Linked DNA regions of Mus musculus: region 2 is linked to region 1. The links are chromatin loops, found by intact Hi-C in ENCODE. Cell type or tissue: heart. All regions are shown on one strand. Each heading gives the region's core, and the rest is flanking DNA. Links, peaks and the distances in the headings are about the cores only. Region 1 overlaps Rarb (retinoic acid receptor, beta). Region 2 overlaps Gm32121 (a long non-coding RNA gene).

The links. Hi-C counts contacts between places; a loop is a spot of excess contacts. Peaks named below come from ENCODE experiments on the same cell type or tissue, not always from the same donor. Only the 100,000 strongest peaks of a DNase experiment are listed, where the experiment ranks them.
Region 2: a loop joins it to region 1, with 3 times the contacts of the local background. A loop is called at or near these places in 3 of 42 quality-filtered maps.

Annotation. Positions count from the first base shown.
Region 1 is chr14:16,429,010-16,445,425 of GRCm38, forward strand. It overlaps Rarb (retinoic acid receptor, beta), which reads right to left. Exons shown (of 8, transcript NM_011243.2): 4 at 14,669-14,829; 5 at 7,725-7,901; 6 at 6,045-6,249; 7 at 5,156-5,314; 8 at 1,830-3,258. The coding sequence ends at 3,062. It overlaps Top2b (topoisomerase (DNA) II beta), which reads left to right. Exons shown (of 36, transcript NM_009409.2): 35 at 329-423; 36 at 1,290-1,778. The coding sequence ends at 1,457. Among named protein-coding and RNA genes, the nearest start is that of Top2b, 72 kb to the left of the region's middle. In heart, for the core only: no CTCF peak of the experiment used is centred there; no DNase peak of the experiment used is centred there; H3K27ac peaks cover 631 bases.
Region 2 is chr14:17,338,830-17,355,245 of GRCm38, forward strand. Gm32121 (a long non-coding RNA gene) reads right to left here. Exons shown (of 3, transcript XR_383103.1): 2 at 13,066-13,176. Among named protein-coding and RNA genes, the nearest start is that of Gm32121, 61 kb to the right of the region's middle. In heart, for the core only: a CTCF peak has its summit at 8,651 (motif pointing left); no DNase peak of the experiment used is centred there.

The DNA of each region.
Region 1 (16,416 bases), core at 2,931-10,930:
GTGTATCGATTTTTGACAGGTAACTTACTCACTCTTGTAAGAAGTTTGGTACCTAAATTCAGTAGTTGTATTTCTACAATGCTTGTCTTTTATCAGAACTTAATCATTGAAACTTATTTCCAGGATTTTCTTACTTGTTTTAAGTATATTTTTAAAATACTCTTTAGTCAACATATATTCCATGCTGTCCAAGTCTCTGTATGTCATTTATAGTATGCAGGTAGGGTTGCAGGTCCCACTGTTGGGGACGCCAAAGAAAGAATTGTAACGCTTGGGCATTTCTCTTATTTACCTTTGGGAAGAAAAAGGTTTTTCATGTGTTTTTTAGGTAAAGGCCGAGGGGCAAAGAAAAGGAAAGCATCAGGCTCAGAAAATGAAGGTGATTATAACCCTGGAAGGAAACCATCTAAAACAGCCAGCAAGGTAAGCAGAAGCGCCCCAAAGCCTGGCTCAGGATCTGCACTGCATGTGGTAGCTCCCTGATGCAGCTGCCCTGTCAGAGCAACAACAGGAGACATCATTATTTGTATAAGTAGTCTAATTCTTATGCAAAGAGAGCACCATAAGTCAACTTAGTCAGAACCTTCTGTTTCATCTATTGAACTATTGTACTTGCATAGTAGAATATTCTTATGAACTTGGATTAATTTGATTTTTAAAAAAATGAATTTGTTTGACTATGCCTAGTATTTCTAATTAATCTGACCCTTTAGAAACCTCATTTCTTTTGAGTGACCTTAGCTGCACTCTCTTTGCCACTTATTTTATCTTCCTCATAAAACTTACAAATACACGTCTAGATGGTTATAGCTTTAGAGATCCGTCCTCTCCATCACCTCCCTTCTCTATTTCTTACCTACTCTGTGACTTTTTAAATACTCTTATCAATACTTGTGCTAGTGTGTGCTATATACTGTGCATAGTCTTGTTCTGCTCCCATAAATTCTGAATATGTTCTTAAAAATAGGGTAACTCAATATTTTCTGATGTGGATATGTATACACTTGTTTAATAATAAAGTGTTGGATTAGTAATGTTGCACTGATGAGAGTTTAACTGGGCTCTTGATAACAAAAGAGCCCAAGGTAGGCAATTACCGTAGCTAATCTGTCTTTTCTTCCATAATTCATTTTAGTCTAAAGTTAGCATGTCAATTATAATATTAAAACTATGGCTATTGGTAATATGCCATAAATGTAAGTATAAGGAATAATAGTTCTTAACACTGTGTTTTCCTTACTTTGAGATTTTTAACCTTCTCTTTTTTATTGTTTTTGGTGGGTGGTTAGAAACCGAAGAAAACATCTTTTGATCAGGATTCAGATGTAGACATCTTCCCCTCAGACTTCACTTCTGAACCACCGGCTCTCCCACGGACTGGTCGGGCTAGGAAAGAAGTAAAATATTTTGCAGAGTCTGATGAAGAAGAAGATGTTGATTTTGCAATGTTTAATTAAGTGCCCAAAGAGCACGAACATTTTTCAAAAATACCTTGTGTTGTCCTTTGTCTTTTCTGTCTCAGAATTTTGTACATCTGGCTTATTTTAATGTGATGATGTAATTGATGGTTTTTTATTATTGTGGTAGGCCTTTTAACATTTTGTTCTTACACATACAGTTTTATGCTCTTTTTTACTCATTGAAATGTCATGTGTTGTCTGATTGGCTTGTAGAATTGTTATAGATTACCGTGCATTAGCACAGATTTTAATTGTCATGATTGCAGACTACAGATCTGCTTTTTGAAATGAAATTTAAACATTAAAAATGGAACTGTGTTCTTAGACTCTTTACTGAAGGTGAAACCGTAGTGAAAGCTCCCACACACCTTTAAAATAAATATATTTATTCTTTGCCAGGAGACTCCATGGAAAAAGGTAAACAGTATATGAACATAGAAAGCACTGTTAAACCATCTCAATGTACAAACAGAGCTAGTGGTACATCACAGACTTTTGCTAATATATCAAAAACGAACAAACAAAAATTCCACTAGTGCTTACATGAGAACTCAGAAGCCGACACTTGAGTCTGTCAACCACTCATTCTCCCAGAGCTGTCAGTCTGCATCATGGTGATTGAACAAGGCCAGAGGAGGCCACTTGCCCATACCTTCAAGCATCAAGACTGGGGGAAATCCCAGGATCAGGCCTGAGTCAGCAAGGACACTGGGCTACTAGAGTCCAGACGGCAGACTAACTTGCTGATTATCCTGTGATATTTCTCCAATGGCTTGTGAACAGGTAAACAAACTTATTAACACTGGACAGTGTTTTTGCCTTGGAGGCTATCATGACTGTAAAAATGCTTCATTTTTTTTTTCATTCGGTAGTTGTGTCATTAAGGAACAAACCACTTTTAATTTAAAGTGACATCATTAACAATTGAACAATGATGTTGGATTAACTGAACTGGCAGTTTCAGTGATACAGAATTCTGCTAGTGCAGTGAAGTGGTGTACTCTATCTGGGCAACATAAGGGAAAGAATGAAGCTTGAGAGCATCAAAAAGCAAGGAGAAGCTTCCACACTACTTAAACCAGAGTGTCTTTAGTGTCATCTTGTACTGTACAGAGGCCCTGGTTCCTTACCGTGAGGCCTGGTTATTCATGAAAGCAGGACGTACAGTGGATGTACAGTGGTTTACTCCACAACCTCGGTGTCTTGGTTATTGAGTATGCAAGACAAAAGAAAGCACCAACATACAGTATAGAAAGAACAGAGCCGTACTTCTATATGTACAAAGTCTTCAGAAACTTAACCAGGGCTAAATCATCTCAACTGGGTCTTTGCCATGCATCTTGACTATTCAGAGAGGAAAGTAGAAGCTTTAAACTAGATTCTGGTGGCATGAAATGGCTGATTTTCAGAATTTGAAAAGTTTGTATTTCTAGGGAAGTTATACAGTAAGGAATATATATTGATACATATGAAAACTTCTTGGTCCTTTTTGAGTTTAACATATTTCAGTTCAAAAACTAAGCAGCAGTAAAAATGTTTTCCTTGCATTTTCAATCTGGAACTGAAGGTCCTGGGGAATGTCTGCAACAGCTGGAAATGTCTCACTGCAGCAGTGGTGACTGACTGACTCCACTGTTCTCCACTGAGCTGGGGGACACGCTGGGACTGTGCTCTGCTATATTCCCACTTGAACTTGGGGTCAAGGGTTCATGTCCTTCAGAATTCTCCAGCATTTCCTGAATGAGAGGTGGCATTGATCCAGGAATTTCCATTTTCAAGGTAATTACACGTTCGGCACCTTTTTCAAGAGATAATAGAACACCTGTCAGATAAGGGCTCAGCTAGATACTAAGAAACCAACATTCACCTTCAGGTGTGTAAAAGTTGTGTAATACATGTATCAAGTCACATGTGTCTTTGTTGAGAAGAACCAACTTATTGGAAGAAAAAACTATAAGGTGTTTACTGTGGGAATGTCAGCCACCAGAATGTCAAGTGTGCTTCGAGATCCCAGTTAGATTGGTTCTCAGGCACAGGCTGATCCACCACTGCCTTTGAAAACAGAATAAGTACTAATAGGGCACACTAGAGGTTCTCAGTCTTTAAGAAAAAGAAGTGGAGATGTGTGATGTGCATATTTGATAGTTGCAGTGCTTCAATCAAATTCGGAATATAAAATTTACAAAGAGAAGTCACTGATGAAAGATCAGGAAAATAAAGGTGAAAGGATGGGCAGTTTCCACAATGGAAAGATTGACTTGAGTCACAGTATGTGATGGTTTTCTGCAACCCAGTCCAGCACCAGGTGGTTTCATGCCACCACACCTCACACACCCCCAACATGCAGCTGGTTAGGTGGAAATATGTCAATAACAAAACTACCTCAGAACCATGTGGCTAGCGTTGCTGGACTTACTGCTAGTATGGGGCTTGGGACATTTCTGTATGTGGCTGCTAGTCCTCAGGTCACTGGCGTGGATATATATAGGGTGATAGGAACACACTTTCTCTCTCTCTCTCTCCCTCTCTCCCTCTCTCTCCCTCCCTCTCCCTCTCTCTCCCTCTCTCTCCCTCTCTCTCCCTCCCTCCCTCCCTCCTCCTCTCCCTCTCCTCTCTCTCTCTCCCCACTTCATTCAATTACATCCATTCAAGTACTAGTGTCTTTTTGCTTCTCTTAATCCTGTGGTGGAAATGAACTTAGAATGTTCCCCTCGGCTCCCTCAAACCAAACTACCAAATGAATAAAAAAAGAAAAACAAAACCAACCCACAAAAAAACTAAAAAACAAGAACTGAGGTTTCTTGTCAAGCAAGTTCATTGTGCATTTAAGCACTTTTGTGTCTTGGCTTGCCAAGATCCTGAGGTGTAGAATCTGCTAATGGGAGGGAACATGATATGTAATAGCGTGGCTGGCTGAGTCATCTCGATAGAAAAGTCCTCTGCACTCAGCTATGAGATGCCTCTAGGCATTTCTGTAATTGCCTGAGTTGCCACATAGACTGAGAATCATGAGGCAAGAGTATTTATATCTCTCAGCCAGGCAAGAATTCCTGTACTCAGAAGAAGTGCCTACACCAGAGCTGCAGCCACAGTGACCTTCATTTGCCTAGGGTTGTTAGGGTGCCATGGAAAAATAGGCTGAGTGTATAGAAGCCTAAGTTATTTGAAAAGCTGGAATGAAATGTACGGAATCAAAAATAAAACCTGGAAAAAGGGAGCGGGGGTGAGGGCTCAGAGCTTGCTCTGAAAGTTGCTTGACTGAGTTGGTGCCCTAGAAAGGTCACAGAGATTGAGGGAGAGAAGTGACTCCATGTAATTGTCCTTTAACCTCCAAGGGCATGCATATGAGCCCCAGCAATAATAACAGTCTTAAAAAACACATCATCTCTGAAGAGTTGCTCTTCTACCCAGCCATCCATTCTAAAACAATTATCTCTTAATATCACTGGGTAGTGGTATCTGCTTTCTGCTTTTACTATCTCCCACCAGAGACACCATCAAAATGTCTTCCTTAGGAAACCTGAGGTGCTCTTAACTACACACACATGAGTGCTCAGACAAGGCTAATTCCTTTTGATTTCTATGAGATAGACATCCCAACTTAAGCAATAATGGGACTCCTGATATTAAAATATGGGCTTTAAAAAGCAAAAGTTGGCCAAGCTCTGTTCTGCTTTCCACCTTTGAAGACATACCTTTCGCGCTGATGCTGCGGAGATCTGTGATTTTCATTAAGATCTTTGGAAACATGTGAGGCTTGCTGGGTCGTCGTTTTCTAATGTAAATCTTTAGTGCTTCCAGCAGTGGTTCTTGGAGCTTGTCTACTTTTGTTGGTTCCTCAAGGTCCTGGCGGTCTGGATAGCAGGAGAAAGTATTCAGTGTTTAGTGATCAGACAGGCTCAGAGACTGCTGGCTATCTTTCCTTGTCTCCTATTCCTCCTGTAAAGTGGCTTTATTTGGTGACTCAGTTGTACACTAAATTGAGTAAATGCAATTGCTTTAAGCAGTGACACTTGAAGATGCCCCCTTAGTAAGCTCATTTGATGTCCACTTGCTCAGGCCCAGAGGCAAGAATTACCTCTCATGGCCAGATGGTGTCAGTATTGAGCTGAACAAAAGAACCCTGGGCAGCCTGTAAAAGCCAGGTAGATAACCTTTCCCCTTCATTACAACCATTACTTTTGAACTAAAGTTGGCTTCTGGTTAGCCAGCAGGGGTCACTACAAAGAAGGGGCCATACTTTATTCCAGCCCACCAGGTAGGCACCTGTATGGTGGGGAAGACCAAGAGGTGATTTGAATTCAAATAACATGTGATTTGTGTAGGTCATCACTAAAATGTCCTTAGGCACACAGCAGTACAATCCTGCTTTTACAAAAGCACCTGTTTCCCACAAGAGAAACAGAACAAACTCATTTTGGCATTTCTTTTGTTTTGGCAGAAGGAGCTCAAACACCAGTACTTAGTTTGCAACAGAAAGAAGTACAACGCCTTTCTCATGCCAAAGAACCCCAGTGGAGATCTCTTCTGTGCCTTTGTAATTGCTCTGTTGGGGTCTGGTGACGGTTTCTAAGGAGTCAGTACCTCCACAGATTAAACAGATGGCACTGAGAAGGCCTGTTTCTGTGTCATCCATTTCCAAAGGCAGGAGCTGGTTGGCAAAGGTGAACACAAGGTCAGTCAGAGGACCGAAGCCAGCATTGTGCATCTGAGTTCGATTTAGTGTAAGGCCATCAGAGAAAGTCATGGTGTCTTGCTCTGGGGTATACCTGGTACAAATTCTGAGAATCTGGAAGAAAAAAAAGTATGCATGTACACTTGCTGCATCATTTATGACGGCCTGCCCTGACAGCACTGACCAGATCTATGGTAGAAGAAAAAGGAGCCTGGGTCATCTGGACAGTATGCCCCACTGTTGAGGTTGATAGGAATAATATGTAGGACTCACATTTTGAGAAATAACTTTTTACTAAAATAAATCATCATTTGATTGAAATATCTATTTCTTGAGTACTTACCTCTCAGGCACTAAGCCAGGTACTAGTGCAAAGAAGATTAACAAGATTCTATTTTCAAAAGTTTAGTCAACCAAAAATAAGTAAGGATGATCCTTACCAACTGTGATAGCTAATCTTCATGTCGACTTTATGGGATCTAAACTTGCTATGGGAACACACATACTTCTAGGCATGTCTGAGTGATGGTATTTCACAAGGGCTAAACTAATCAGACAAGATGTACCCTGGATGTGTGTGGCACACACTCCAGAGACTAGGAGCTTTCAGACTGAAAACAACAACAACAACAACAACAACAAAAAGCTGGCATTTTCTTGACTCTGGGTACAATGTGGCCAGTTGCCTCACAGTCCTACATACATGGCTTTCTTATCATTGTGGCTTCTATTCTCAAACCATGAGCTCAAATAGAACTCCCTTAACTTGTGTCTTTCAGATATTTGGTTGTATCCACAGGAAGGTAACTATAAGAAGTCTTTATTAGATACTTAGCATGCCCTATACCCAGTCTTTCAGATGAACATCCTATAGTTTAAGCTGAGGGGTAATGAATCTGACTCAAGGAAAGCCCTCTTATAATACAGTGTGTTTGTAGCTACACAGCCATCATGCCATAGACAGGAACAGAGGCAGCAGACTGCAGGGGTTAGGAGGAAGTCAGGGTCAGAGTTGGGGAGAGGGTGTTTGCACCCTACCATGGAACGCAAGTAGATTCTCTACTCTAGAAGGTACTCCCTCCTTGTGCTTATTGTTACTGTCCAGACCTACATGTGCTCCATACCCTCTGCCACATCATCCCACAGAACGCCTGCCTTCTCTCACCGTAAAGGCCTTAGGCCTGGTGAGCTCCAGCAGTCTCCAGTCCTTCCCTAGGGCCTACCTGGTCTACAAAAGGGTATACAGATACTAGGTAGCAGGCCATCACTGAAGGCCAGTGAGGAGTCACTCTCCTGATCATAATGGAGAGGGATACAAGGAAGGAAAGTCCTATCAAATCCCAGAGACCTCTGAATTTTTGTCAATTCAGTGAAATTCCAACATCTGGAAAGGATTCTCCAGATCTAGAAAGTAACTGAGAAGTGGTCTCCTCAGAAGATCCTAGAAGCCTCCAACTCCCTCTTCCTTCCTTCCTTCCTTCCTTCCTTCCTTCCTTCCTTCCTTCCTTCCTTCCTTCCTTCCTTCCTTCCTTCCGTCTTCTCCTTCCTCCTATCCCCTCCTTCCTCCTAGAGTTCAGAAAAGATCCTACCAAGATATCCAAGCAGGCGGCTTTGAGCAGGGTGATCTGGTCTGCGATGGTCAGACCTGTGAAGCCCGGCAGACGCTTGGCGAACTCCACGATCTTAATAATGCACTTGGTGGCCAGCTCACTGAATTTGTCCCAGAGGCCCAAGTCCAATCGGACCCGGTGGTCAGCGCTGGAATTCTGAGAAGGTGGGAGAAGAAGAAAGGGAAGAGGAAAGTGAATGACAGCATGGTGTCAGGACATAGGGACGAGGGGGCTCATATTTGCTTTCTCGGAGTGACCTCGGATTCCTGCTTTCAACTCCACAAGCTGTTTACAGCAGCCTCAAGACAGCCAGGGAATGAATGAGGGCAAGTTTCCCTGTGTGCTTATCCACACGTAATGAAGGAATGACAGACCTACTGTGGTATATGTGCTGCCTCTAGACATGGATCATCACTGCTCACTACCGCCATGTGGGTATCCTAAGGAGAACATACCACCGGGCTTCAGTCTGGCCTACATCAAACTTGAGCCAGATGAAACCTCTGCATCTGCTCATAGGACACACAGGAACATGGTGAGCAGCGCAACAGCCATGCTGAGCCCCAGATACTATGTAAAGCCAAGGAGCCACTCTTGACAGTGCACAGGAGCAGCTGCGGAGAGGAAGCCAATGTTCAATAATGTTACGGTGCTCAATAATGACTATGTAGTGAGTGGGAAGGTGCCATCAACAAAAGGAGGCAGGCACACATCTGTGGCCGCCAATAGCATTGTACTAAAGGGAGGAGACAGATACACAGGACCAGATCATTGTAGAAAAGGTGATACCGCACTGGTGGAAGGATAGGGCAATGCCTTCAGGGGACTGTGGGTGGGGCAGGCTGTCACAGGTGAGGAGGGAGCCTTTCTATAATGTTGAGAAGAGTCTGCAACATGCCAATTCATACCTTCTTAGAAGATGACACATTATATCATGAAAATTATACTCCAGAAGCTAAACTTAGATAAAACAAGATAGCTACAAGACGTTTATTGGAGGAGGTGGAAACCTTCTCTGAGCTCCATTTCAAACAAATAAAGAAGAGAGACTAATAAACAGGAGAAAGTGCAAAGTATGAACAGTAAAGTGTTCAGGAGGCTTGTTTTATTTAATGGTGGCACTGTGGTTTGCAAGCCATGCTTAGAAAACACCTTGAGTCACACAAGGGTAGGATGCTGGCTGCTTGGTATATGCAACAGAATAAGGAGAATATTAACCACTGAGTCAGGGGTCTAAGGAACCAGGACATAGCCTACAGTGGCCACAGACACCATTACAGGGACATGATGGAACAGAAGGTAGCTTGCAGTGACCATAGCAACAGTATACTATTCAGCCTCCATGATGCACTGAAATGTCTCCTAAGAAAAACAAAGGTCAAAAAGTGACACTCAACCATGTATGATGTCACATCTAAAGGCCTGGGCCTATCAGGCTTCCAGAGCAACAGAAGTATTAGGTATGGCATCCATAAGGTGAGTGTAACAGATACCTCCTGCCCAGGTCTAGTCTCTGACCATCTCCTCCTTCTGTAATTATCTCTCTCAGAATTTTCTCCCTCATCTCTGCCATCATCTCCCTCATTTCCATGAAACTAGAAGCCCAAATCACTTTGGTGATGGGAGGGGAGACAAGGGGATAATGGAGAGGGATACAAGGAAGGAAAGTCCTATCAAATCCCAGAGACCTCTGAACTTTTGTCAATTCAGTGAAATTCCAACATCTGGAAAGGGTTCTCCAGATCTAGAAAGTAACTGAGAAGTGGTCTCCTCAGAAGATCCTAGAAGCCTTCAACTCCCTCTTCCTTCCTTCCTGCAGTCTTCTCCTTCCTCCTATCCCCTCCTTCCTCCTAGAGTTCACCCCTGCTCACACTGTCCCCACCAACTCTCAGCTCTAGCCTCTCATGTCTCTCCTTGCTTTACCTGAAGGTTGACCAAGGACTAGCCTCAGGCCTCTACACCGTGAGTCTCCCTTTCTAGATAGCTGCCTCTTATCCCTGCATCATGTACTCCCTTGAGTCTGTGGTCAGTTTAACCTTCTGTTGTTATACCTTCCTTGGCCTTCTATGAAAACTGACCACCTTCCCGCTCCCCTGCACAGCCCGTGGCTGCTTTTACAGCTTGCCTCTAAATCCCTATGTGGCTTCCCCATCTACATATAGTCCTTGGCTCCTTTGCTTGGCTTGTCACTGCCTATCATACAGAGGATACAATGAGCACTGAGTAGAGCTTAGTTAAGTTTAGTGACAGTCTCACAAGCTTGTCTGAGATGACACAGAACAACTGTCATTGTGTGGAAGAGACGCGAAGAGGCTAAACACAAGAGCTATTCCTCTGGTAAGTAGCCTAGACCTCTTCATGAACTCTAGAACTCCAAGGCAAACTGAAGCACACAAGGAGAGATTAGGCTCCCTAGGCCTGCTGTGCAACCCTCTTTACAAATGCCCCTAGCTCTGCAAAGGCAACCATGCATTGTAAACCAATGGCTTCACTGTCCTATTTCAGTCAAGTTGGTCCATAGAAGTTCAAAAAGTTATCTTTGCTTCTCACATCAGAAGGAATCCAGAGGAAGAGTTTGAAGATGGGAGTCTAGAGAAGGCCTCAGCATAGTGGTGGTATTGCGGCTTCCATAGTGTCCCTGTGGAAACAAGCTATCCTCCAGATTAATTTTATGTCTCCCTCAAGGATCACAGTACACTCGGAGGTATGTGTGTGCAAGATCAAGGCATGCAGCCAGTCAGGCTATAATTAAATTTAATAGGCAGTTTATCCAGTTCACAGAAATATGCCATGGAAGAGAAGGACAGTCGAGCTTGGTGGGAAATCACATTACAATGGAGTATCCATCTGGAAAAAATGACATTGCTGGATGCAGCCAGTGTGAAGGAAATATTCATCAGCTTTGCATGGACTGCTCCATCATGCAAGACTAGGAGTGGGAGGTGAGCTATGGCCCCTTCTATTAAAACAGTGAACAACTCAGTAAGGGCCTGTCACTCCAGCTTGTGATTATGCAAACGGAAGGCAAAAGGCACTTAATAAAAAACCACAAAGTAACCCCCTGTTTTATTATCCTGACTGCGGGATTCATATGCACGAGGCTTTAAATGACTCCTATATTATCTTCCAGCTGCGGTAGGTGGAGAGTGTGGCCTGCTAGGCCTGGTGATGAAAGCAGCTACTGCAAGCACTGAGTGGGGTGAGGGAGAAGATGCTCAGAGCAGGTGAGGATGTGTGAAGAGGATGAGGAGGGAGGAGGAAGAGAAAGGACACAGGCTGAGTCAGGCCTTGCTGTGTATGGCAAGATTGTTGCCTGCTTGGGAAGTCCCCTGGGAGCATGTAAATTTCCCAAAATGCTGAGCCCTGGAGTGCCCTGTCAATCCAGCTAAATGATACCTTCTGCCATGGCACAGCCCCTTCTGTTGTTTCTCTGACTGACATCACTTTCAGAAAAATACTAACCAACAGAAGCAAGATTTCCATTGTCTAGAAACCCAATGATGGTCAATTGGAGCTCCTGGATGAGTGAAGTAAAAAGAAAATTTCCTTTTCTTTGTGGAGTTGTAGAAAGAGCCCAGGGCCATATACATGTCCTCGAAGTACTCTATACCAAGCAACATCCCAGCCCTGCTCCCCTGAGTCAGGGTCACAGTGCAGCCCAGTCTAGCAATCATCTTTTCTCTGAATCCCAAGGGCTGGGATTTTGGGTATTGGCTACAGAATTTCTTCAGAAAAACTGAGTTGAAGGTCTGTGGGAATGTCGTGAGTCTCTCCTGAACAGTCTCCCTTGTCCTGGAGTCATTTGCACATCCCAAGAGTGCCCTCCAAGTCCTCTCAGTGAAGTAGTTCTGTCTTCTGTTTTTCAGTTCTCCATCATGCACATACATATGTGCCCTGCAGTACATTCCTGAACACTCCCAAGAGCTAGGCACCATTACAGCCGTATTTGGCTGAAAAGGAGGCTAAGACCCAGAAAAGGGCAGTGACCTGTACCAGGTCCCTGGGTAAGCAAAGGAGACAGTAGTCACCCATCCAGATGAGCTGTGGCAGGGACATTTTTTTCTTGGTGTTTTGTCTCTTTTATTTCCTAGTGAGAACTCAATTTCCCTTAAACTTTACATTGTGTTTGTGACTTCCTTCATGGTTGGAAATGCTCATGAGATAGCTACAGAGTCCCAGCTCCATCATGCTGAGGATGCCGTAAGTGAGGCTAGCCTCTTTCTGGCTGCTAAACATAACCCTAGACACCACATGATGCCATGTGCATTGTCAGGAAACAGCTAGGCATTCATGACAGTGGGAGAACAAAGGTAAATAGCAAAAGAGCCAAATTAGATGGTGCTCAGGGAGTCAGCAATGCTTTCTAAATCAAGCAAAGGTAAAGACAGTCACCAAAGGCAGAAGGCATGGGTGGGGAACCCTAGCATTGTCAGAGGGCCCTCTTGAGTGAATACTTTCACTCTTTTGGCCTTAGAGACAAAAGTAATGCTACTTCAAGTTTCCCAGGTAGTGAACTTTTCTGAGGTAACTCTACAAGTTATTGAGTACTGAGAGCTGAGTACATCTGGCTGGGAAAAAGCAGGCAGAATAAGAAAATGGCAGGCAGGTATGTGCAATACAGAGGACTATGAGGGAGGAAGTTATGGGCTGGTTCAAGGTGACAGAGCTTTGAGGCAACAGAGGGTATCAGAATTCTGGTCTCATGGTACCCCAAGTGTCTTACCCCAACCTGGGTAGTACAATTCTCTTAAGGAGCCAGAGTTTCTGAGTTCTAGGTTTTCTCCTTCCTGGCCAAACATGTGATTTCTCTACAAAGCAAGCCATGCCTAGAATTGCTTACAATCTTGCTATTTTAATGCTTGTCTCTCAGAGCCTATTGGTAAGTTCATGACTCTGTCTGTGGCCAATATTCTGGGCTTTAAAGCTCCGTGAATCTTCATGGTTCAAGTTTCCAAACCTTTCCCAGGTCAGCTTATGTCCCATGAAACCCCATGATAGGGTGAAGAGCAGCAAATGGCAAAGATGCCTGTGCTCCTCGGAAACTAGACTCATAGTTGCCAACTTTTCTGTGACTCTAAATGATGTCAAGCTACTCACAGGATCCAGGCAGGGGACAACCCTCCACTCTACATACTCTTTCTGCCAGAAACTGCAAAGACTCGCTGAGACCCTTTTCTCACAGAACCAACCATCTGGCTACACATGAATACCACCAATATCATCATTATAGAGACGAGGAGCCCAGGCTTACGGGATGATTAAGTGCCACCTAAGCAGCATCAGAGATAGCAGAGTGCCTGGTAGTGGTCTTCCTGCTTAGGTCTGGGGTAGACGGTAGTAGGTGTGTATCTGTGTCCTTGTCTCATCCATTCTGGCTTCTTCCCAGGATCTGCTAATGTGTCCCTAATTGACTATAATTAAAGGAATAAAAGCTACAGTGAAAGATTGGCAGAAGCGGTTGTCTGCTGTCTGGTTCTTCCCTGCCCACTTATGCCACAGGCACCTGACACGTGTGCTGTCCTGGGAGAGGGATGGGACGGTTCTTGCCTTTGAAACATTGCCTCCCTATAAAAAGCTTTTAACACATGCTGAATTCAGATCTGGGAGCTCGCTTGCAGAGGATGTGCAGTGGCTGCTATTGCTTATGTGTATTCCAGAAAGGGTTTGAAGTTCCTTACACTGAAAACAAAGCCAGGTCTAGGCAGAGATGGTAAAAATAAAGGGACTCCAGTCTGCTGCAGGCAGCTCGGAGTGCTGAAGGACAGGGGTACACTAGCCTGAAGATTGTCCTGCAGCCCAGCAGGGAGAGTCTGACCGCTGATGAACTTATTATGTCTCTCTCACTCCCTTCGAGAGGTCCCCAACCAGAGCATTTGAGATGATGGTTGCCAGGAGTCAGGAGGGCTGGATTATGGTATCTGAGCACTTGGTCTCAGGCAGATGCTATTGCAGGAGAGTATGGAACCATTCAGATATGTGGTCTAGTTAGAGAAGGGCCAGGGCCACTAGAGGTTAAACTTTGCAGGTCATATCCAGCCACTGTACAAAGTGAGTTCTAGGAGAGCCAGGGCTATACAGAGAAACCCTGTCTCGAAAAACCAAAACAAACAAACAAACAAACAAAAAACCAAACAAACAAAAAGGAAAAGAAAAGAAAAGAAAAGAAAAGAAAAGAAAAGAAAGAGATCATGTTTTTGAATGTCCATTAATTCATTTCTCAAGTATCTACTGAGTGTCCAGTGTGTGCAACAAACTAAGAGTGTATGTTACTGATACAATGCATGCTAACCTTGAAAAATCCAAGGTCACATGAAACCACCTGGAGCATCCTCCAACCAAAGATGCCCACAAACTCTTCTCTCTCTCTCTCTGCCTCTTCCTTGACTTACAGCCATAGTAAAAGCCACTTCTAACTAAAGAGTGGAACACATGGAGCTACCTATCTATTGGGCCCAGATCACCCCTGTCCTGTCCCCTTCCAGATTTTCTTGAGATTATTCACATTCCTCCTGCAAGCCAGACCGTGACCCAGAGGATGGGTGACCCCATAATCCTTCCTGGGATCTGTAGCTGGATTGATATTTAAAAGATGAACCCCAGACCTCCTCCAGGTTAGATATCTGCCATAACCTACGCAATAAATTTCTGACTTGAGCAGACCAAAATCCCCAAGAGGAGACACCATCATAAATAAATTGTGCCGTCACTGCCCAGCATGCACGCCACCTACAGTAGGTACTCATGGATGAACAGCTGCTGTAGTTGCTGTCCCAGTGATACATATGGGGGAAGGGGCAGCAGGTGTCCTGACTGGCTGACAGGCCACTGAGCATATCTGCCAGGCACAAGAAACTGTATGGGAACTATGTGTGTGCACAAGGGCCAGTGCCCACAGCCCTGGCATCTTGGGCAGTGGCTCTTACCGTGGTGTATTTACCCAGCTGGCAGAGTGAGGGAAAGGTTTCCTGGTGGGCTTTCCGGATCTTCTCAGTGAGGTCGTCTAGCTCCGCTGTCATCTCATAGCTCTCTGTGCATTCCTGCTTTGAAGGCTCCTTCTTTTTCTTGTTCCTGTCATTCCTAACAGCTGGAAAAGAGAGATGAGAGGATAAAGAGGGTCAGGTTATGCATCTGTGCAATAAATCCCCAACCCCAGCTCTGACTCTTGGAATAAGAGCAGCAAGAAAAGAGGGAGCACTTCACAGCTAGGAAAGGAACCATGCCTGCCTTTCCTAGTGTGCAGTGTGCACACACTTCAGTCTGTGTAAGCTTGACCTGGAAGTCGTTCCCATGCAAGCAGCATGCCTTGAGTGGGAAGGGTCATAAGGGTGGTCTTGAGTGACTGGACTACATGGTCCCTGTCCTGGCTAGTTTTTGCTTGTTTGTTTTGTTTTGTTTTTTGTTTTTTTTTTTACCTTGCCACAAACTAATTTTGGAAGAGAAAATTCAATGGGGAAATGCTTCCATCAGATTGCCTGTAGACAAGCTAGTAGGGCATATCTTGATTAATGACAGATGGATGGGTGGGGCCCAGTTACCCCTGGCGGGTAGTGTTGTACATTATAACAAAGCATGCTGAGCAAGCTACAAAAGCAGGCCAGTAAGTAGCATTCCTCTATGGCCTTCACTTCCATTCTTGGTTCCAGGATCCTGCCTTGATTAAGTTCCTTACATGACTTCCATCACTGATGTACTATTACTTGGAAGATGAAATAACTGAACCCACAAGTTGCTATTATTTATGATATTAACCACAACAAAGAAAATCTGACAAGGACAGGTCCCTCGAAAGGTTGCTTCATAGCAAGTATAGCCTATCTGAATAGTCTCATTTATTTACTTATTTACTTTTCTGGCTGCTACCTGGAAAGATTCTGCTTGAGGATGATAAGACAATTGTTTGTGACCCTTGATGTGTTAGTCTTAGATTTCTCATGTTAACCATACAATATCCCATTACTCAGGTTATTTGAAACATTATGAAACCCTCAGCCAGGACAACTGTTCATGCACGTCTACATTCACAGACACCCAGTTCCAAGTCACTTTATGGGCTACCTGTCTCTGTACATCCTAGCCCAACAAGACACTAGCACACAATATTCAGGCCTCAGAGCTATAGGACAGCCTCCTCCTCCAAGGGCCAGATCTCTTTCTGGCTGTGAGTGAGTGCATGTAAAGCTCTTGGCTAGGGTCACTTGGAAGGAACCTGAAACCCAGGGAGGTAGATAAGTGATACCAGATCACACAGACCCTCCAGGGTGTCAGGACCGAGGCTGCCCGGATATGTATGATGCCAACATGACCTGGGCATGTGTGATGCAAGATGACCCACGGCATAATCTGATCTGCCTAGGAGGATTTGGCTTGGATGTTTCCCTAAGGGCACAGAGGACAACAGGACATGCACTGTCCATACTAGTTCTCAGGCCCTGTGCGGGCAGGAGATGAGGGCAGAGACAGGGAGACATGAAAGTGGAGGCAGAGTGAGGAGAGAGGAGAATTGTTGGAAGTGAGGGCAGCAATGGCAGGGGGTAAGTCAGCACCCGTGTAAGCAGTGCACTGGGGCCACTGCTGGGAAGAAGAGCACGTTGTAGTGTCTTGATACCTGAGCCTGAAGGTTTGACCACAGAACTCATATAATCCTCCTTCAAGGAGGTAGAGCTGACAAGCT
Region 2 (16,416 bases), core at 5,399-13,398, 910 kb after region 1:
TTGATTAATTCTATACCTTTAATAATTTCCTATTACTAGACCAAGGTTTTGGAAGAGAGGCTCTGTATTTGTGTAACAGGAAAGGAGAAAAGGCTTTGAACCCTTCCAAGATCTTCAAGGGTTCCTCCCCTTTCATATCTGATCTTGGCTACAGACAGAAAAGAAAAAGAAAAAAATCAAGACGACTGAATAGGACATGTAACTTGATCTGCTGGTTCCTCGACATGGGAACGGCCCAATGGCTGGCTTTGACATAAAAAAATCTCTAACCAAAACTTCACCTAAATTTAGACAATAAATCTTACTGGTTATGGAATCCTTAAGGTTCTTCATTCCCTCCTTCACATAGCACAAAAGAAGATTTATTACAATTGGCTATCTCTCACATTAACTCATAAAAAGACAGTTGTCTTTCACCTGCTCAAAGAAGGAACAAAATTCATCCTTAACTGGTCTGTGCACTTTGCACAATCCATAAAAATATCTTTATAGTACTAGAAATTTGGTTATGACATTCATATGTTACAGAATGTACAGCTTTGGAAAGATTTTTTGGGATGGTAATATAACCTGCTATTCCAGCCCTTTTGTGAGTTTTTTCACTAAGGTCTAGTTCCTAATTGGTTCTTGATTTGTCAATAAAGAAGGCTGAGAGTCAATTCCTGGTCAGAAAAGATCCAGGTGAGACTTCCAGGTATCAAGAGGAAAAAGGGATGAAGGAAAAGAGAGAGGAGTCTGTTTTCTGCCATGTTTCAAGATAAAGAGGACACAGCAATCATGTAAAATCTCAGGCAGCTAGGGCCTGCGGCCTCTGCTATGGGCAGATGGCAAAGGATGTTGGCAGGTGCTAGCTGATATAAGCCACTAAGTTTAGGGTAGAGGGAGAAACTGAGATAATAAATTGGTAAGGGCAGGAATTTCCAGCCAGGATATATTTGTGACCAGCAATTGTGCTTAGCAGGGAAGTTAAGGTAACAAAGCTGTTTGTGTGTCTTTTATCCACAGATTCAAAAGGAAGCTGGGTTATGGCTGGTTGCAGTCAATCCTAAAACTAAGCCAGGTGCAATAAAAAGGAGTCTAGAGGGGCCAGAGTGTGGTCCAGAGTCACAGGCAAAAGGCAGTAGCCTGTTTTTAAAAACAACATGCAACACCTCCTACCTCCTAAAGCTGTTTCCAGAAAATTGCTTCCAAAACAGGTTCAGGAGTAACTCATGATTCCATATGGCCTCAGTTCATACAGCGTTTCAGACGAATCCAACCAAAACCTAAGTCAAGTCCTGAGCCTTCTAAGCATACAGAGACTAGATAACAGATGCTAAGTCTAGCTTCCTTAAGTCCAGATTTTCTAATTTTCCTACCCCTCCCAACCCCTTTAAAGAATTTCCTGTTTCCCCATTCAGCAGGAGGAAGTTGTGCAGAGTTGTCTTCCTGATCCCTTGGGTTTGGCTGTCTGGTTATGGTTATTCTTTAAATTATAGCTGGGTTATCATTTTAAAGGATAATTTGGAAATGGTCATAATTTTGAGCAGAAAGGAAATAGCTGGGATGGATTACTAAATTTATTCTTAAGCAAAACATTATATAGCCACAATCTTACATCGGTAGAAATCTTTATAATTGATACAAATTTACTTTATAATTTTACATTGGTACAGAATTTATAGATTGATGCAGGTTTAAGGTATTCTTTGATGTAAAATTCCTATATTGATACAAAATTTGAAATTAATATTATTACTCTTAGATAGGCACTGTACCTATGCAACCCATTTAAGATTACAAGGTTTAGACCCAGCCCTTCAATAACTGCTAGTACAAACTGCTTAGGATGATAAAGTAACACGAGTTAAGGGTCAGATCTAAACTGGCGGTTATATTAGATTCTGATCTAATTACATTAAGGTGATGTCTATATATTTCTATAGAAATAACTAAAAATAGTCAACGTCCAACAATTCAGATATACTTTATATAAATAGATAGTCTTCAAAAACATCAGAAATCCACAGAATATGACATTTAATATTAATTCATTACTAAAGATCATTTAACTAGTACATGTCTGCTCCTGACAATACCCCCTTCTTGGTTCAAAGGATAGTCGAACATCAAAACCTCCATATGGAGTTGCTGCAGTTTTGGCAAAATATCCACTGGACAAAAATTACCCTATTCATTTACAGACAAAATCTACTGCCCAAGAAAGGGCACACAATGCAGGATAGTAGACAGTTAAACTCTGCAAATACAGAGTAAACAAGTCCTTTGTAGTTAATGCTTCATTTTAGGGTCTGTCAGATGGTCCTGGGCCTGAAGATTGAAAACTGATGCTCCGTTTTGAGGAATGGTGGACTGTCCAAGTAGTCAGTTGTCTCTACAAGGTGGTAGTTTTCGAAGATATGTTATGTTTTGTGCTTCCTATATCTTTAGGGAATATTTAGTTTTCAGATTTTTTACAGGGTTGAAGACCAATTATAGTGTCATAATCAAACTCAAGTTGCTTAACATTGAGGGATATGATATAGAAAGGATGGTTTTCAGATGGTAATACAAATTAAAATCAGAACGTAATTTGGATATAGAATTGTTAACTTTTTAAGTTAAGATAAATAATAGAGTACTTTATCTAATTAACAAATATGATAGGCTGGATGTTAATTGTATTCAATACTTTGTGATTTACATAATTGTTACGGTTATGCTCACTTTGTATCTGAAAGAAGATTTTTTTTTTTTAATTTGGACAGGAAAAGTGAGATGTTGGGAATTGGTTCTAATGCTTTATATTATTTCAGCTCCCAAAAGTCATGCTTCCAGACCTGAGAGTCCCTGCCCACAGCTGCCTTCAACTGATAATAAATAATTGCCATATAGCCAATGGCTGGGCAAGGAGATGGGGCTGGACTTTTAGATTGTGTGGGCAAGGGACAAAGAGAGAAGAAAGGAGGAAGAGAATCACCTTGACTTGGAGGCAGAGGTATCAGATTCAAGAGCTACAATAGAGAAACCTTCAGCAGTTTACGTAGAAAGGGAAGCAGCTCTATGGAGGGCAGGTGTGTGTGGGGGGTAACCAGAAGGTAACAGGGCAGCAAGTATAAAACATAGATTTAGAAGGTGTTAAGCCAGGAATGCCAGAAAGAAAACTATGCTAGCTGTGGGGAGGAATAGAAATGCCCACCCATTGAGCTAGTAAAGACATATCATATTAGCTGGCATGTGTGTCTTTTATTGGAGAATCCAGAGAGCTGTTGAGCAGATGCAAGCACATACAACCTGCCAGGAGCCAAAGTGATTTAACTAATTCGCAGCTACAGGCAATCTTGTGGCAGGGCAAGATAGTGCAGAAGTTCCTCCATCTTGTATTCTTGCTGAGGCTATTTCAGGTTCAATTAGAATTTGATCTCTTTGGTGGAGAATCCCATGGAAATACACCCAACTATATTCTTGGAGACAAAAGTCAGCATGTCCTAGCTAACTTAGCTTCTGTTAAACTATGAATTTGTATAGAACCCCATAACAGCTATTGTATCGTCTGTTACAACTGCTTGCTTCAAATCACTTACTTCAGAGAAACCCCCTGTAGCTGCCTAGCAAGATTGAGGGATGTGGTATCTACCTTTAAAAACTTCAGGTATGAAACATTCAGAGTCATACTGAATACTTGCTTGTGGTCCCAGCCAGCTAAAATAAAGACTTTTAATTGACTATAAACTCAGAGGTCATCAAAGAACAACCTGATATGACCCTATCTATGTTTCCCAAGAACTACTGTGCACAGGCATTCTCATGTAAGCTGTTGTAGTTAGAACCCCACCCAAAGTGCCAATCCAGATTTCCAGATCCATACTCCATTGTCACTGTGATGGAACTCCATTATCAAAAATCCTTGTTCTAGGAAACTGGAGTAATGGTCTTCCAGAGATTTATTCTTTACGAGGAAATGTTTGAAAAGCTGTCAACTGTTCAGCAAGAGTTTATTATCATCCTGTTCCCTCACTCCCTTCCCCTAAATTAACACAAACGATCTTTCTCCTGTATCATTTAAAGATGCAGCATGTTAGGCAAGTGAATGTGGAGGCAGGGCTACAAGACAAGCTGTCATACTGTAGATATGTGCTTGGTAGCACATAGGCTCATGGAGATTAGAGTTCGGAATGGCCCCTTTCAGCCATAAAGCCGTTCTGATGCCATGTTGCTCAGCAACATGAGTTAGGCAAGAAACAGAGCTATTGACTACTAACTACATTGCAATGTCTGTTTCTATGCGACTGCTTTCTATTAAGGAATAAGGTCACTGATTGCTTTTCTTACTCAATATTACTAGAGAGACTTTAAAATGTTTTCTAATAGGTTAGTTTCCATTATTAAGGAATTATTACTCTGTTAAAAGAACTAAGAAAACACAAATGCCTGTGAAGAGTCTAGCCTCATTGGCTCACCCACTCATTCACTAGGCAACTATTTACTAAACTTCCACCAGGAGTTAGATAAACATGGCACGTTCTAAGGATGTCATTAAATAAAAGCCACCAGGTGAGATGTGCATCATTCAATTCATGCTTGGCAATTTAAACCATCAAGAGACCCACTGCTTCCATGGGAGAAGAACTTGTAGTCACCTGTAACTCCCATGCATCAGTGAGGACCTGTTGGGTCTGGAGGCTCTTTGAGGTAGAAGCAGAACGATGCAAGTGGTAGGTGGGACATGCTGTGTTTCAGGCTTGTTTAAAACTGCATGAAGCTGATGGAATCCATTTATCCTTGGAGTTTCCACTTCATCCCCATAAAGAAACTGTTTTCCTCTTCTAACATTGATACAGGAATGTCTGGTTTAGGGAAGCTTTAATTCAGCTGCCCATCAGCAGCTTATGAACTTCTTTTAGTATTTTTTGTGGTGGAGATAAAGCCATTCTGCTTTGTGTTGTTCTTATTCTTTCATATATGACTTTAAAGTACACATAACAATCAGGATGCTTCATTGAAGAGTGCAGCTGCCTGACTTCTTTTTATGAATTACAAGGGTACTTCTCAGGGAAGGATCAGCTTAGGAACCTCAGTGGGGTTGTCTCCTCTGGAGGTCTTCTGAATCCTACCTGCTATGGTCTATTTCTCCATCTTTCTCTTGCAGAGCCATCTCTAAGGACATTATCTGTATTCCCCAAAGACTATAAGCTCCACTTACCATCTAGTGCCAGACTTATATTCCCATCTCCAGGAGAAATCTAGAGCCATAAGGAATGTTTTCCAGGGTATGATTGAGCTGATTAGAAATCAAAGCACTGTTCTTGCCTCCGGTACACTAGACCTGTACATCTTGGGAACACTGGAAATATAAATTTCCCGGACACCACCCCTAGTTGATTAGATGGAAGAAAGAATCAGTATTTAAGAGCTCCCTAGGTGGTGCTAACTGGGCAGCTGCAAGGACCCTACCTACAGCTCTCACTGCAGGTGAGACCTTTGTCATCAAAATGCTTTAATGACCTTTTGTTCTTTGGGGTTCCAGGAGAATTCTCTCCCTCAACTGGCTTAAATTTGAACATCTAAACTTGCCTAAAGGGCTAGCTCCATGGTGTTGAGGAGGGTTCTATGCTTGACTTACTACTGTTGTCTTCACCCTGAACTTCTCCATGGTCCCTGCTGTTCCAGAAACCCCTGTTGCCAAAAAACCATGTGGAACTCCATGATCTGTGCTCCCACTGACTGTAAAAGGCAAGGAAGTTCCTTTTGCAGTGGTATGGATGACTGTAGACTCACAGTTGAGAAAGAGAGAAATAGGCCTTGGTGACAACCTCTACCCACATCCCATCACCCCACCCCCACCTTCACCCCCAACCCTGCCAAAGTAACAATATAGACAGAAAACCATCAAAGAGAACTCTTAAAAATTGTGATAAGGATACTGGAGTTTTGCTCTCCACAATTGAGGGATTCTTGCAGGGGTGAGGGTAGGGAAGGACTCAGTTTTCTTTAAGGGGCTGGACATGGCCATGCTCCAGGGAGGATACCTACAACACAAATTGGACTTGTGTTTTGTTTTTCTTCTTTTGGGGGTTGGGGGATGTCACGAAGTTTGGTGGGGCATACCTGAGTGGTCTTGGAACTGAGTGTGATCAGGGTACATGACAAGAAACTTCCAAATAATTGATAAAAGTATGTTGTAAAAACATTTATGCATAGCTGGTGACTCTGAATGCCTGTCCAGCCTGCTCCCATTCTGGGGCTGGACTTCCTCAAGTAGCAATCATACCTCTGCTATGGTCTCTAATATGGACTAGGTGACTGGCTTTTCTTATTGTTCTGCAAAAGTGTGCTGCCTCTAGGGAAAACTTTTCCCGTCTGTCTGTATTTCCTGTTGTTCTATTTATAAATAGCATCTATCCCCTTGGAGGTACATTGCCAATATTTCATTTTCTTACCAAGGAGTGGTACCTCTGCTTGGTATGACTTGGAGAAGATACATCAAGGCACCTGCATGGGTCAGCAACAGATCACATCTACACCCCAGGCCTCACATTCTGTTTAGCTTCCCCTGTGGCTGCCTTTGCAGGGAAGGTTCCCTGTCTGCTTTGTCCTTAGAAACTACTGTAGTCTGAACATGTACAGCAGCTTTGAGGCAGTTTCCCAGGTGTGAAAGCTAAATGTCACAGGAGAGGCACCCTTGGGCACCCCAATTATCTTGCCATTCCACTTAAATGAAGTTTAGTTAAGGGATTAGCTGAGCCTTGTTTCTCATGGTGGCACATGGCTGGGATTCCAACATTTGGAAAACTGGCTGGAGACTTTCCAGTTCAAAGTCAGGCTTGGCTAATTAGTAAGATTGTCCCCCAAAGTGTGTGTGTGTGTGTGTGGGAAGACAAAGAAAAAGAAGAGGAGCAGGGGAGGAAGAGAGGGAGAAGGTAAAAGGAGCCACCCCTCATACCCTCACACCCACACTCACACCTCACACTCACAAAACAAAAAAGCCACTATCAAAAAAGTCTTTACTATATTTTATTGGCTCTAGGTACATATTAAGTAGTAAGCACAAGATATTGTCACATGTGGCTTGGATGAAGTTGTACTCATGGAGGTTAGGAGTAGGACTATTTCCTGTAGTTAATCAATACGTTGACCTTTTGACCTCTGGCTCTCATAAGTGTTTCTCTTGTTCCTTTACTCTACTGCAGAAAAACACATGAGTGCTAGTCCCCGTAAACCAAACTGTGATACTAAGAGATTATGAACTGTACTGCTCCTTCAGCCTGCCATACTAGACTCAGAACCACTGGAAGGAACAGAGAGGAGCTACTGGCTGACCCTGAATGACTGACATGACCAAGCAGACATGTCACAGGGTGTTCTGCTTGTGTGAGGCCAACAAAGAATGGGATTCCTGGGCCCTTGGACATTGTGAAGGATTTCTCTGCATTGTGTGTGGAGTAGGGGAGTAGTATCTGACCACATGGCCGCCCAGCTTCTCCCACCTGCAGAGCTATGAGTTTCAGAGATGAGTCCTTCTCAAACTTAGTGAGTAGAGGGTGTAGAGGCTAAAGAAGCCACTGGTTGAGCAACAGAAGGGAAGCAGGCAGAACAAAAAGAGAATGCCAGCCTTCCTCTGCCTGTATAATACTATGCTGGCAAGTGGGGGCTATGCCCACAGTGTACAGGCAGGTTGGCAGTGAGGAAGCAGGTCACACAGGGGTCTTCCCTCCAGGAAATAGCCTCTCTTTACAGCAGTTTCCCAGTATGGAGGGTAATGAACACCACTGTTGATCCAATTTGCTTTTTCTTCAGTGTAGAACCCACCCTGTGCTGTCAGCCGGTGGATTTATTGATACTGCAGGAAGTTTGGAGAAATACAGAAATTGTTATGGCTTTCTGGTTCTTTGTTTGAAGAGAAATGTTTGAATTGTCCTATTTGACAGAAAGAAAGAAAGAAAGAAAGAAAGAAAGAAAGAAAGAAAAGAAGGTAGTCTTGACAGTCAGAATGCCTATTTCTTACACTAAAAGCAAGAAAATAGGAAGATTCGAGGAAATAAAATATGCTTCTATTCTGTAGTTTTCCAATTAGTGACATAGAACTGAAATGATTTTTGTGAAAAAAATTATGTGCTAAACTAAAATAAATACTTCTAGTAATGGAACAGTGTTAGTTATGAAACTGGTGGCTTTGCCCTCTAAATGTCATCAGAGCAACTGGTCAAAGAAATGGCATATTGGTGAGTGTGTGTGTGTGTGTGTGTGTGTGTGTGTGTGTGTGTCCCTACCACTAATAACACAGAACAGATTGGGTCAGGCCCCATTACTGAACACACCTAATATTGTTTCCTAAATTTTCAACAACTATTTAAATAGAAGCCAGAGAAGAAAAATTGCCTCTCACCAGAAAGCCTTAAAACACACAAAAAGGCACCATATTGCCACTTTAGGGACACATTTGTTCCCTGCTGTTGCTATTTTATATGTCATTTCAGTCCTGCAGTTAGCTATAAAGCAAATCTTTTCTTTTTCCGGAGAGGAATAAGAGCTGCCTGAAGGGAAACCAGAATGGGAAACATCCTTAAAATGACTTATTTACAATTGGCAAGGAGATCCAATATGAAAAGTGTAGCTTGCCATTTTGAAGGTAGGAGCCTTGCTTCTTTCTCTAAAAACTTTCCCCGAGGGCCCCCTATTGGCCAAGCCAAAGGCTGTCATGAAGGAGATGCCTGTTTTTCAGAAACTACACTGGACACTAACTTATTCTCTGCAATTAGGAAAATAACACCCACTGAAAAGGAATATTTATATTGCCAAAGCATATAGGAGACCATCCAACCATCAGTGGAATACTGAAGATAGATCAAAGACTGCCTGTCAATGACTCACATTTAGCTCATGTGTAGTTTACAACAGCTTCATCCTTTTCTTTAGGAAACATCTCCCTGAGATGTGGCTAGGTGAAAAGGACTCTACTTTCTCTCTCAAAAGAAGGAAAAAGTTTACCCAGCTGGATGTGATGACAGGCCTCAAAGATGACTCCATAGATCTTCACCCCAGAGTATTCGATCTCTCATGCTATCCTACCCTACAATGTCACAAGTGACCTGCTCACTCAGAGCATGCAAGTGTGCAGGCTCCAGGGCAGGCTTTGTGATTTCTTTAACCCACTATATTTTGTTTTTTTTCCTAAGAGGGTTGTCAGCTTCTGGGGTTGAAGAAGGCCCAGGAAAGAAGCCCAAATACAAAAGAAGCAACTTGCTAGGTCATGATTGAGCCACAGTGGATTGAATCTTAGCAATACCAGTTAGTTCAGATGGACTAACGCATGGCACATTAGATTGAGGAAAGCCTAGGCGCATTCTGTTCAGGAGTCTATGTTCCAATTAGTGTACTGTTTCTTAGACAATTGTGAGTCCTCTATGAAGAGTCTGCTTATGAACTCTTTCATCCTGTAGCCCAATAGTCAACAACCTGGCATCTGCCATGTCTTATATTATCAAAGAGATTCTAGAAACTATCACCCCATAGGATGCCCCATCCAGTCCTTTTTTTTTTAATTTTCCTTTTTTTTCTTGTTTTTTAATTAGATATTTTCTTTATATACATTTCAAATGCTATCCTGAAAGTTCCCTGTACCCTCCCTCCACCCTGCTCCCCTACCTACCCATTCCCACTTCTTGGCCCTGGCATTCCCCTGTTCTGTGAGCCCAGCTCTGTAAAAAAGAACCTGAGGGTTTTAAGGGGGAGGTGACATATAAAGTTTGTAATACTAAGGGGCCGCTCTTCCCAGTGATGGCCGACTAGGCCATCTTCTGCTACATATGCAGCTAGAGACACAAGCTCTGGGGGTACTGGTTAGTTCATATTGTTGTTCCACCTAAAGGGTTGCAGACCCCTTCAGCTCCTTGGGTGCTTTCTCTAGCTTCTCCATTGGGGGCCCTGTGTTCCATTTTATAGATGACTGTGAGCATCCACTTCTGTATTTGCCAGGCACTGGTATAGCCTCATATGAGACAGCTATAACAGGGAGATTCAATGCAATCCCCATCAAAATCCCAACTCAATTCTTCACTGAGATAGAAAGGGCAATTTGCAAATTCATCTGGAAAAATAAAAAACCTAGGATAGCAAAGACTATTCTCAACAATAAAAGAACCTCTGGTGGAATCACCATGCCAGACATTAAGCTGTACTACAGAGCAATCCTGATAAAAACTGCATGGTACTGGTACAGCAACAGACAGATAGATCAATGGAATAGAATTAAAGACCCAGAAATGAATCCACACACCTATGATCACTTGATCTTTGACAAGGGAGCTAAAATCATCCAGTGGAAAAAAGACAGCATCTTTAACAAATTGTACTGGCACAACTGACGGTTATGTAGAAGAATGTGAATTGATCCATCCATATCTCCTTGTACAAAGCTCAAGTCTAAGTAGATCAAAGACCTCCACATAAGACCAGAGACACTGAAAGTATTAGAGGAGAAAGTGGGGGAAAGTCTCAAAGATAAGGAAGGGCACAGGGGAAAAATTCCTAAACAGAACAGCAATGGCTTGTGCTGTAATATCAAGAATTGACAAATGGGACCTCATAAAATTGCAAAGCTTCTGTAAGGCAAAAGACATTGTCAATAAGACAAAAAGGCCACCAACAGATTGGGAAAGGATTTTTACCAATCCTAAATCTGATAGGGGACTAATATCCAATATATACAAAGAGCTCAAGAAGTTGGACTTCAAAAATTCAAATAACCCCATTAAAAAATGGGGTTCCGAGCTAAACAAAGAATTCTCAACTGAGGAATACCAAATGGCTGAGAAGCACCTGAAAAAAATGTTCAACATCCTTAATCATCAGGGAAATGCAAATCAAAACAACCTTGAGTTTCCACCTCACACCAGTCAGAATGGCTAAGATCAAAAATTCAGGTGACAGCAGATGCTGGCGAGGGTGTGAAGAAAGAGGAACACTCCTCCACTGCTGGTGGGATTGCAAGCTTGTACAACCACTCTGGAAGTCAGTCTGGAGGTTCCTCAGAAAATTGGACATAATACTACCAGAAGATCTAGCAATACCTCTCCTGGGCATATACCCAGAAGAAGTTCCAACTGGTAATAAGAGCACATGGTCCACTATGTTCATAGCAGCGTTATTTGTAACAGCCAGAAGCTGGAAAGAACCCAGATGTCCCTCAACAGAAAAATGGATGCAGAAAATGTGCATTTACACAATGGAGTACTACTCAGCTATTAAAAACGATGAATTTATGAAATTCTTGGACAAATGGATGTATCTGGAGGATATCATCCTTAGTGAGGTAACCCAATCACAAAAGAAATCATTAGATATGCACTCACTGATAAGCAGATATTATCCCAGAAACATAGAACACCCAAGATACAATTTGGAAAACACAAGAAAATCAAGAAGAAGGAAGACCAATGGGTGGATACTTCATTCCTCCTTAGAATAAGGAACAAAATACCCATGAAAGGAGTTACAAAGACAAAGTTTGGAGCTAAGTCAAAAGGATGGACTATCCAGAGAATACCCCACCTGGGGATACATCCATAATCAGCCACCAAACCCAGACACTATTGCATATTCCAGAAAGATTTTGCTGAAGGGACCCTGTTAGAGCGGCCCCATCCAGACCTAATGGAGACAAGTAATAGAAAATCATAACATACATACTAAAGATTAAGATGGGGTATACACAGAGTATTGTAATTTTCTTGGCTAAGGGAGAAACCAACTGAATCTTGAAGCGTAAGGAATGGCTAGTACAGGAAGGGACATTTAAGGTCATCATCAACAGTCAAACTGAAGCATCAATGTGAAGCCAAGAAAAGGCAGGGAGGAGCACACCATAGAGAAGAATGGACTGTTCGTGTGAGAATAGATAGAGTTACAAGGTGAAAACTAAAGGATGGAGGGCAATGTCTGCAAAGAATGGGTATTATACCTTAGCAAATGGTCCTCCCTAAAATAATGACTTTTCTTTTTATAAAACCAAAGGTTTCAACAAGAGAACTGTAGCATAAATAAATGAAGACATGCATTTCAAAATGCAGAGAGTCTTCAGTTCTTTCCCCAGATCTCTGCCTTCATAGGACCACATTCTTATCTTTCCTTTTTGTGCTGATGAAGTGATCATGCTTGCTTGCATGCATGCATACAGGGAAGCTGCTCAGGATACTCTAGATCTCATTGAATTTATCTATCTCTGCCATGGTGATATGTCACCTCCCCCTCAAAACCCTCAGGTTCTTTTTTACAGAGCTGGGCTCTTACAGTCCACAGCAGATATCACCTGGCATCACATCTGGAGCTATCACACATTAGTTCATCTGTCACTTTCCTGAATAGACTGAAGATCTAGTGTCTCAGTCTTGAATGACAAGCCTATTGTCCTCAAATTGGTACAGTCTTGAAGACTCACAGAAATGACAATGTTCCTTTTTCTTTTTATTTCATTTTATTTCCTTCTTTTCTGAGACAGGGTCTTTGATGTAATCTCAAATTCACAGGTTGCTGAGGATAAGTTTGTAATGTTATCATCCTGCATCCACCTAGCAGCCACTGGGATGATTAAGCATCCCCCATATGTTCTGACCAGAGTTTGCACACAGTGCTTAATGAACATAAAGAATGTTGTTGACACAAACCTGAAAGTACTCACTTTGGCTTTCGAGTACGAAGCTGGATCTGCAGGAAGCTCCCTAGGAGAAGCCTGCCTATATGAATGGCAGCGAAGAGGGTTCTGTGAGATCCTAGCCAGAAACCCCTCTTCAACTCTGCTGATTGGAACTTGGGCAAGAAAACAAACCAGACATTGGGGAGGAGCCTGAGCTGAAAAGATTTGGAACTCTTCTGGCAGTGGTCTGGGAAAAGGCCTTCCTTTGTGAAGAGCTGATTATTAGACTCAAGGACACAAGATCTTGTAACTGAATTGCTCAAAAGAAAAGAGAAATAGAGAACTGAGAGGGGCTTTAACCACCCCCAAGGAGCCCACCTTTCAAGACTCACTTGAAGGCCTCAGAGAGCAAGGTGGTGGTGATTTAAGAACAAAGGGGTCTCCAAAACACCTACCTGTGCTGTGGGGGTAGGCAGTGTTTTGCTGACATGGTGGTTTCCCACAGTCTTCAATGGAAAATGCATGTGTCCATTGCTCAAAAAATTTCAAAGGAAACGAACAATGTCCTGGAAGAAAGGACAATATAATGTTATTTGCTTACTTGACTGAATCATTTTGTTGTATCTAAATATAGCCCTGAAGTTAGAAAAGTGATATTTTAATTCAGAATTACAGTCACAAACAATGATTGTAGAACACAGTGGCTGGAATGATGGCTATAAATTCAGTCTTAGCCTTTATAAGTAGAAGATGAAAAGAACTAAATTATAAATGTATATGTTATGTGGGGGTAAAGAGAAGGATTTTTACATCAAAGTTTGCCTTCACCATTGTTCCGTGAATCTTTAAAGCATAATTCAAATAAATGGATGGGATAGTTAGCCAATGATATGAAATTGTGTATGTGTATGTGCATGTGTATGAGAAAGTTTTGATGATACAACAATCCAGAAAATTAATCCATGTTTCAAAGTCCTGACTGAAGGAGCTGAGAAGCTTGTATGCTTCTTCACTGCCAATCCTGCCGTCATCGCCCAGTGCTTGCCTTCTTACTGCCACCCTTGGCTTGTTCTTTCACAGGGGAAACGTTATTAATTCTTCAAATTCTTCCAATCTCTTGTAAGCTCAGTATTCAAAGTACTTGAGCTTACACAAATGGTGACAGTTCCTTATCCCAACAACTTATTTTAGCCACGAGAAGCTAAGATTCCAGAACAGAACTTGGCCCAGGTCCAAATGTCAAAGCCAGAGATTCACCTAAGTATAACAACAGCTAAGATTCTTATGAATCTTATCTAGAGATAACTGGAAGGAATAGGAAGTTGACCATATCCCCAACATACTTGAGTGAACAGAGCTCCCCACAAGGCCCATGGAGTCATGAGTCATGGCTCTCACTATGAAGTGCTGGCCATTGTAAAGCAAGAGGTCAAATAGAAACATTCCTTAAGTGGCACATTGGTTGATTCAAGTGTCAGAGTCTAAGGAGGCACCAGGTGTTTTGGACTGGAGTGTCCTCTGATGCATTGTGTTCCAACACCCTGAGAATAAGTAACTGTTGGTCCTAGGAAGCCTGGGCAGCTCCTCAATCAGGAAATGATTTTGCATTATCCCAAAAGAGAGAATAAAATCATGTGATCATCTTTGTTTTTCTACTTTCTCCATGACAACAGAAACTTCCACTCTGTAGTTTGCAGTTGCTCATCACAGAGTCACATTGTTGTTTGAAATGGAATGCTGCTTTCTGGCTGCATTGAGATGAGAAGCACCTGCAGTTCTGCAGCATGAGCTACAGCTTCACCAAAGGCGTTCAGACCAGCAGTGAAGTGAACTGAAATCCAAGAAAGGGACTAACAGCAAACGTTCCCTCTCTTCACAAGATTGGCTACAGGTATTTGTCATAACAATGGAAGGTGTCTGATGAGGTAGGCTCTCTCAGCCTTGGCACTACTGATGCCCAAGCTGGATTATGGTTGGAGGCTGAGATGTCATGTGCACTTTGAGATGATTCTCAGCCCCTGGGAGAATGTCCATTCATGCTAGTTGTGTCAAAGCAGTATTCCTCCAGATATTGTCTGAAACCTTGCACACAAAGTCCTTTGTTCTAGAAAACGATAGCCCACTCTTGTTTAGACAAGAAAAGGACTTTTGTAATTGGATAGTGTTGGAGTCAGCTACCAGCAATGCCAACAAAACCAGCTTGAATTTTCATCTTAGAGAAAGAGGTGAAAGGATGGGGCAGGTCATAAACAAAAGTGTCCCTGACTTATTTTTAATTATCTTGAGGCCTCGGTCCATTCATTGATTGACTTATGAACACAACCTACTAATTTTTTAATGTAAATCATCTAAACTTTCCCCTAAAGCAGGGTTTGATTAGATAGGATAGAAAGAAAAGACTACTTGGCTAGGTAATCTATGATTTAGCTTTCAGACTTATGCAGACATTTTAAACTTAAGGGTTAATCATTACTCAGCTTACTGTAGTAGTGATTTTTCAGTGATTCATCTTAAGTGTGCTATTCCATGGGGCTTAGTTTTAAATGCCATAGTAGAGGATGTTGTAAAAGAATTCATTACATTCGACTTTTAATCCAGTAGACTGAGTAAATTATTCTGCATTTTGTGGACACACTTTGTGCATTCAGTTAATGAAGAAAGTGATTGACATGATCTGAAGAGGAGGAAATTCTGTCTGTAAACTGTCTTCAAATTTAACACTTCAAAATTACTTCCTGTTGAAGCCTCAACCTAATGTTGAAGATGACAGACTTCAGAGCTTTAGGAGAACTCAGGCCAGTTTCCTAAATCTGCAGATAGAAAGAAGATAGATAGACAGACAGACAGACAGAATAGACAGACCAACAAATGGCATAAAGATAATCAATAATTAGATAAATTGAACTAGATGATAGATAAATAAGAAAGTATACTAGAAAAATAGATGGTAGATTATAGGTAACTAGAGAGATGATAGGTAGGTGGTAGGTAGGTAGGTAGGTAGGTAGGTAGGTAGGTAGGTATATTATAGATACATGATATTTAAATTCTTTTTCTTAGAGACTTCTTGTTAAAACACCATTTAACCACCATTTTCAACCATTTAAGTGCTAAGATTTTCTATACCACTTACACAACTAGAGCTTTTTAAGTGAGAGTTCAATGTTTTATGAATACTGTGGCAGCCTCTGCAAGACTTAATGTGAGACTGAACAACATACAAGTCAGAGATATTACGTATAAAGTCATAGACTACTCTTAATCAACTTTCACATAAATCTCAGCCAGTGTTTATTTTTTTGCTCTGAATTAACATCATAAACTGCAATGTTTATGGTAATTCTGAATAATGTAAGCAGACTAGCAAAGGGTCTCACTCAGAATGCAAATATTTTCCCTTTGTTTGAATATGCTTTGTTTATATCCATACCCCAAGATCCAAGATAGATACATTTTATAATGTAACCATTTTAGTTTATTTAAATATTTATCAGAGGCAATGTTTTAATAGCAACACCATTATATTATATGACAATATCATAATACATTGATCTATACATACAATACTGGGCACATTGCTTCTAATTTCCTATGTTTCAGAAACCTTTGCCCTAAGTATTACTGAACACACACTACTTTTCAGATTTTATTTCTGAGTCATTTTTACATTAGTAATTAGAATCTGTGACTAGAGGACTTTCTTACTCTTGTCCTATTCTAACCAGGAGAATCAGGACAATGAATTAGACTGGGCAACATAAATGCCCTTTGAGGAAAAGGCAAGATTTATTTTTCTATTTTTAATT